Regions from separate parts of the Homo sapiens genome. Here region 1 is linked to region 2. Evidence: chromatin contacts called from ENCODE Hi-C data. All regions are on one chromosome and are shown on one strand. Each heading gives the region's core, a stretch centred on a gene start or an enhancer-like site at or near the end of the contact. The rest is flanking DNA. Distances are from core to core; before and after follow the strand shown.

Evidence for each region. Hi-C counts contacts between places; a loop is a spot of excess contacts on that map. Pooled maps may share reads with other maps.
Region 1: a loop to region 2 is called in a map of psoas muscle, with 3 times the contacts of the local background. The contact joins the promoter of ST8SIA5 here to the enhancer-like site in region 2. A Hi-C loop is called at or near these places in 13 of 168 maps with a recorded cell type or tissue (adrenal gland, cardiac septum, dorsolateral prefrontal cortex and 7 more), 2 of 37 single-sample maps with no recorded cell type and 8 of 50 pooled maps.

Annotation. Positions count from the first base shown.
Region 1 is chr18:46,755,705-46,758,404 of GRCh38, reverse strand. It overlaps ST8SIA5 (ST8 alpha-N-acetyl-neuraminide alpha-2,8-sialyltransferase 5), which reads left to right and starts at 1,352. Exons shown (of 7, transcript NM_013305.6): 1 at 1,352-2,027. The coding sequence starts at 1,897. ST8SIA5-DT (ST8SIA5 divergent transcript) reads right to left here and starts at 962. Exons shown (of 3, transcript XR_001753434.3): 1 at 1-962. RefSeq lists a silencer at 1,380-1,769.
Region 2 is chr18:46,710,252-46,712,951 of GRCh38, reverse strand. All of the region lies in intron 1 of ST8SIA5 (ST8 alpha-N-acetyl-neuraminide alpha-2,8-sialyltransferase 5), which reads left to right. Among named protein-coding and RNA genes, the nearest start is that of ST8SIA5, 45 kb to the left of the region's middle. Within about 2 kb of position 1,401, at least 6 of the 41 ENCODE cell types and tissues checked have a DNase peak (open chromatin) inside an H3K27ac peak, as active enhancers do; they include gastrocnemius medialis, heart left ventricle, heart right ventricle and 1 more, where a contact is called at or near this core.

The sequences.
Region 1 (2,700 bases), core at 103-2,602, 46 kb before region 2:
CTGCCTTATGAATTAACACAAATCCCGAATTCTTGGTGGAACCCTTATCATGAGATTTTACTGTGCATTATTTGATCTTTCCAGTTCAAAGAAGAAACTACTAAATGCCAAGGTCGAGAGTATTGGAGTCTGGGCACTTCCCCCATCAAAGTTCTTGTGCTGAGGTTTGAGTTTCGGTCAGGTTCGCTGTTGAATCCCTGGCCTGACTCTAGAACATCCCGGAGTGCCTGCTGGAACCTGGGAAGGGGCACCCTAGAATCTTCCAACCGGCCTCAGTGGCGAGCGCCGCGGGCACACGACTCCCAGCGCTTGGAGCCTCTGCGGTGTTAGGATGACAGGACTGTCGCCTGGCCGGGTTGGGGGGTGGGGACGGTATTTCAGGCTAAGAATTTCTGAGAGGCACGACATTCGCATTGCGTTTCTGTGATTATTCTCCCTGGCTTGCGTTCTGAAGCACGAATCTTTCCGGATGTAGTAACTGGCTTCCTAAAGCTTTGGGGGGACTGTGGTCCCCGAAGGCTGCCGGCTGCCTGACCTAAGATTTACGAGTGGTTCCAAGGATGAGACAAGGTCCCAGTGTCTCGGTGACAACAGGGTCTTTGACGAACGGCTGCCGAGTTGCAGCTGGGGAGGGGGAAGAGGACTGTGGCGGGGGCGGGGAGCCCCTGAATTTCTTCCTTGTAGGAGTTGGGCGCCGGGGCACGGGCAGGCAGCCCCGCAGGCCATCAGCATGCAGGAGCGGCGCGCCGTCCTTGAAGGGCTGCCCGGCTGACCTTGCTCCGCTTTCTCCGGAGAAATCGCTAGGAGAGCGCGAGGACGCGGCCACGATGGTGACTCAGTGCCCTGCGCGCCGCACGCAAATGCTCCCTTCCATCAAGTCCAGCTCCGCAACTGTTGTTTCCTCTTCCTGCCCTCTTTTTTTTCTTTTTTTTTCTTTTTGAGACGGAGTCTCGCTCTGTCGCCCAGGCTGGAGTGCAGTGGCGCGATCCCGGCTCACTGCAACCTCCGCCTCCCAGGTTCAAGCGATTCTTCTGCCTCAGTCTCCCAAGTAGCTGGGACTACAGGCGCGTGCCACCACGCCTGGCTAATTTTGTTTTTTGTATTTTTAGTAGATACGGGTTTTCGCCATATTGGCCAGGCTGGTCTTGAACTCCTGACCTTGTGATCCGCCCGCCTCGGCCTCCCAAAGTGCTGGGATTACAGGAGTGAGCCACCGCGCCCAGCCCCTGCCCTCTTTTTAATTCCAAGATTCAAACCCGGCGTTTTGCGCTCCGCCCCTCCCCCTCCCCACGGCCCGCCTATCATTAGCCAGACTGCGCGGGTGTTTTGTACGCCCCCTCCCCCCGTCCCTATCGGCAGAACCGGAGGCCAACCTTCGCGATCCCTTGCTGCGGGCCCGGAGATCAAACGTGGCCCGCCCCCGGCAGGGCACAGCGCGCTGGGCAACCGCGATCCGGCGCCGGACTGGAGGGGTCGATGCGCGGCGCGCTGGGGCGCACAGGGGACGGAGCCCGGGTCTTGCTCCCCATTGGCCGCCACCTCGGCGGGAGGGGCCGCCTCCGGCTCGTGGCACCTGGCGTCTCCCCTCCGCGGGGAAATCGGCGGCTACCCGGCACCGGCGCCTGGAGGTAAAGGTACCCGGGGGTGGGGAAGGCCCCTGGCCGCGGCAGAGCTCCCTGCCACCGGCCCTGTCCTGCTTGCCGCCCCAGCGCCTGCGACGCTTGGATGCCCCCAGCTCCGGCCGCGCCAACCAGAAACTTTGCCCCTCGAAGTCCCCCGCCTGCCTGACCGCACCGTGAGGCGCCAAGTCGGCCGCGCGCCCCCCGGGGCCCCGGAACCCCGCGAGTCATTGCCTGGCCGCCCCGTACCCCGCGCCCGCGGCGCCCGGTAGCCAGGATGCGCTACGCGGACCCCTCGGCCAACCGGGATTTGTTGGGGAGCCGAACTTTGCTCTTCATCTTCATCTGCGCCTTTGCCTTGGTGACCTTGCTGCAACAGATCCTGTATGGCAGGAACTACATTAAGAGGTAAGAAAGTCCATTGAGAGGGCGGGATGCGCGGAGCCGGCCGGCGAGCCCCCGGGTGGCAGTGGCCGCGGCAGCTTCGGTCGCAGCGCCCCGGGGTGAGTGGCCGTGGGGTCCGCTCCTAGCCCCGAGCATGGCCGCTTAGGCTTGGGCCACCGCGTTTCCAAGAGCATCCTTGCTTGCTTCTGCCCAGCGCTGGCTGGAGGGTCCAGACAACTTTGTTCCGCTGTGAAAAATGAAGGACAGAATAGAATTCCAAGCAACCAGGCTGACGATAAATCCATTTAATACCCGGAGAGACCGCATGGATCGGAGCGGTGTCCTCCAGACCCACAGTTCTATGGCCATTTGTTTGGACTCCGGGGTCGGAGGGCTCAAAATCGTATCGATTGTTTGTTTGTTTGTTTGTTTGTTTATAACCTCGCGAGTCCTGAACTTTCGTAAGGACCCTTGGGAGAAAAAGCATTTTCCCCTCCAGGAGCTTCGGGTTCGGTGGGGGTGGTAGTGTGGGCTGTGGCTATGCGACAGGGATAGTGATAGTGAAGTCTTACAATCCCACAGCCACTGGATCTGTGAAACTCAACAACCTGATTCCTTCTGAAACAGATGGCTTTTTTTTTCTCATCCTTAGCGCAAAAGGTCAGAGCTGCAGCATAAGTTAACCCCTCGTTGGGCT
Region 2 (2,700 bases), core at 152-2,651:
GTTCTTCCCACACATCTGCACAGGGCTCCATGCCTCTATTCATGTCCCCTGTCCAGAGTGGCCTTCCTAGGCCACCCACTATCCTTCCAGGCACCCTCCAATTCCTTGTCCTGCTTTTTTTTTGGAAGAGTTATGGCTATGTGGCATTATATTGAATGAATCATTTATTGTCGCCCCTGTGGAAGTGCCATGAGAGTGGGGACACTGGCCAGTTCATCAGTGCATCCTGGCCTGAAACAGTTCCTGGCACACAGTAGAGGGTCTATAAATCTTTGATGAGTCAAAGAGGAGAAAAACCCTTCTCACGCATCAACAGCGCAGACAGGCCATGGAGGAGCTGTGTGTAATTCCACATAATAAGAGCTGGTCTGGAGGAGTGCCCAGGGGCTGCAGGCACAGAGGAGGGAGGGCCACGAAGGGAGCCAGTGGAAGCTGACCCCTGGGCTGACTCTGCTGAATGAGTAGGCAGGGACTAGCAAGAAAGCAAAGAGTATTCCAGACAGAGAGACTCCCCCAGGGGGGAGAAGACCGAATCCTTTCCCTGGCACTGGGGTGGAGATGGGGACTACTCAGGAAGGAGAAGTGGTGAGAGTTGGCGGAAGATGAAGGAAGGAGAAGGAGGCAGCTAGGATGTATCTCTTGGCTAGGGTGCCTGTGGGCATGGTGGTCAAAGTCCATGAGAAGCAGTAGGGGCACTGGCCAGTGCTAGCATTCACACACTGAGGCATTCCTGGCTGTTGAGCTGAATTTTACAAAGGGAAGCCTTTCAGGGCTCCCTAGTCTGGCCTGGAAAATAAGGTCATCATGTACATACTCTCACAGGGAATATGTTAAACACTGGATCTGGGGCCCTGCAGAACTCCGGGGTGGGGAAGGAGGAATGAAGCTAGACACCAGGCTTTGCCCTGCTACCCCCAACCCCCACCCTGTGCCAGAAATGACCCTCAGGCTTGGTGTGAGGTGCACACCTGGGGCAGATTAATCCCAGGACTATTTAGGGTTGCACTGAGAACATCAGGCTTTTTAGCATCCAGTTCTGATATCTCAAAACAGCTCTGATAATTCCTGGGGACAGATGAGTGAACTGTGGCCCAAAGAGGGCAGGTGAAGTTCAAGGCTGCTGAGCCGGGCCATGGACCAGCCAGGGGTTGGAGCCGGGGCTCTCCACTGCCATGGCATGTCTCCTGACAGCTGTGACCCGCAGTTGTTAACAGCTGAGCTGTTCTTGCCTCTCTCCTACCTATCTGGGAAGACACTTCAGTCCTTTGAATTGTCAGGCTGCAATTTTCAGACTGATTTCTGTGCGTTTGCTGTGACGGGTCGTGTGCTATCTCGAGACGGCAGCTGTTCTGGCTCTAGAAATAGCGCTGAGCTCACTGAAGGGCTGTTGCCTTTGGGAGGGGGAAGGGCTGCTGACTGAGAAAACCCCCCAGAGAACGATGGCTGTCAGAGTCAGGGAGAGGAAGTGCAGTGACACTGTTAAGAGCAGGGGTTCCGGGCTCTCACAGTCCTCAGGTTTCTTTTCCAGTGCCACCATTTACTAGCTGAATGACCTTGGGCAAGTTACTTTACCTCTTGTAGTTCAAGTCTCAGATATAAAATGGGGGAAATTATGCTTGCCTCATAGGGCTATTGGGAGGATTAAATGAGACCAAGTTAAATGGTCTGGTATCAGGCTGTCATGGACAGTTGTGCAGGGTGGGCACTGCACAAAGATACTCAGCCAGGCAGTCAAGTGAGGCTGAAGTACAGCTTACTCTCACTTGACCAGCCATGTGTCTGGTGCATGTGGCTTAATTTATCTGGGGAAAATGGTGCTTTTTCCTTATTTGCACAGAGGCGCTATATGGGCTAGTGGTGTCTCTAACCAGTGTGGAATAAATAAACAACTCCATGGTTCTCTGAGACTCTGCACCAAGCTGGACAGGAGTCTAGGTGTTCAGATTAGTTTCCCTGTTCACCTAGGGCTAGTGGAGATTTAACAGGTGTTTGTGCGTGACACAGGGACCCCCCTGGGCTTCTATTCTCTGGAGTACCATCAGTGTCTGGGGGTGGGGATGGGGAAGTGTTAGATAGAAAGCTGAATGCATGGACCTCATCTTGTAGCAGCCAGTGGTTGCTGGGACCCAGAGTACTGTTGCCCCCAAGAAAGGAAACATGGCCCTGGAGAAGCTCTGGAGAGGGAATCAGGCCAACAGGGGAGCCTCTGTGGGGCAGGCTTTTGGGGAAAGGCTCATAGGAATTACAGACCCAGGCTCTCAGAGGGCCAGACCCTGGGCATGCTGAAAGGAGCCTCTTCGGGAGAATCACTTGAACCCGGGAGGGGGAGTTTGCAGTGAGCCGAGATCATGCCACTGCACTCCAGCTTGGGTGACAGAGCGAGACTCCATCAAAAAAAAAAAAAAGAGAGAAAGAAAGAAAGGAAGAAAGGAAGGAAGGAGAAGGGAAGGGAAGGGAAGGGGAAGGGGAAGGGGAAGGGAGAAGGAAGGAAGGAAAGAGAGAAAGAAAAAGAAAAAGAAAGAGAGAGAAAGAAAAAGAAAGAAAGAAAGAAAGAAAGAAAGAAAGAAAGAAAGAAAGAAAGAAAGAAAAGAAAGAAGGAAAGAAGGAAAGGAAGAAAAAGAAAGGAGGCCTCCTTAGCCCACAGAGCTGGAGCCCAGTCTGGGCAGGGAGAGAACTGATGCCCAGGGCCACTGTGTTCAC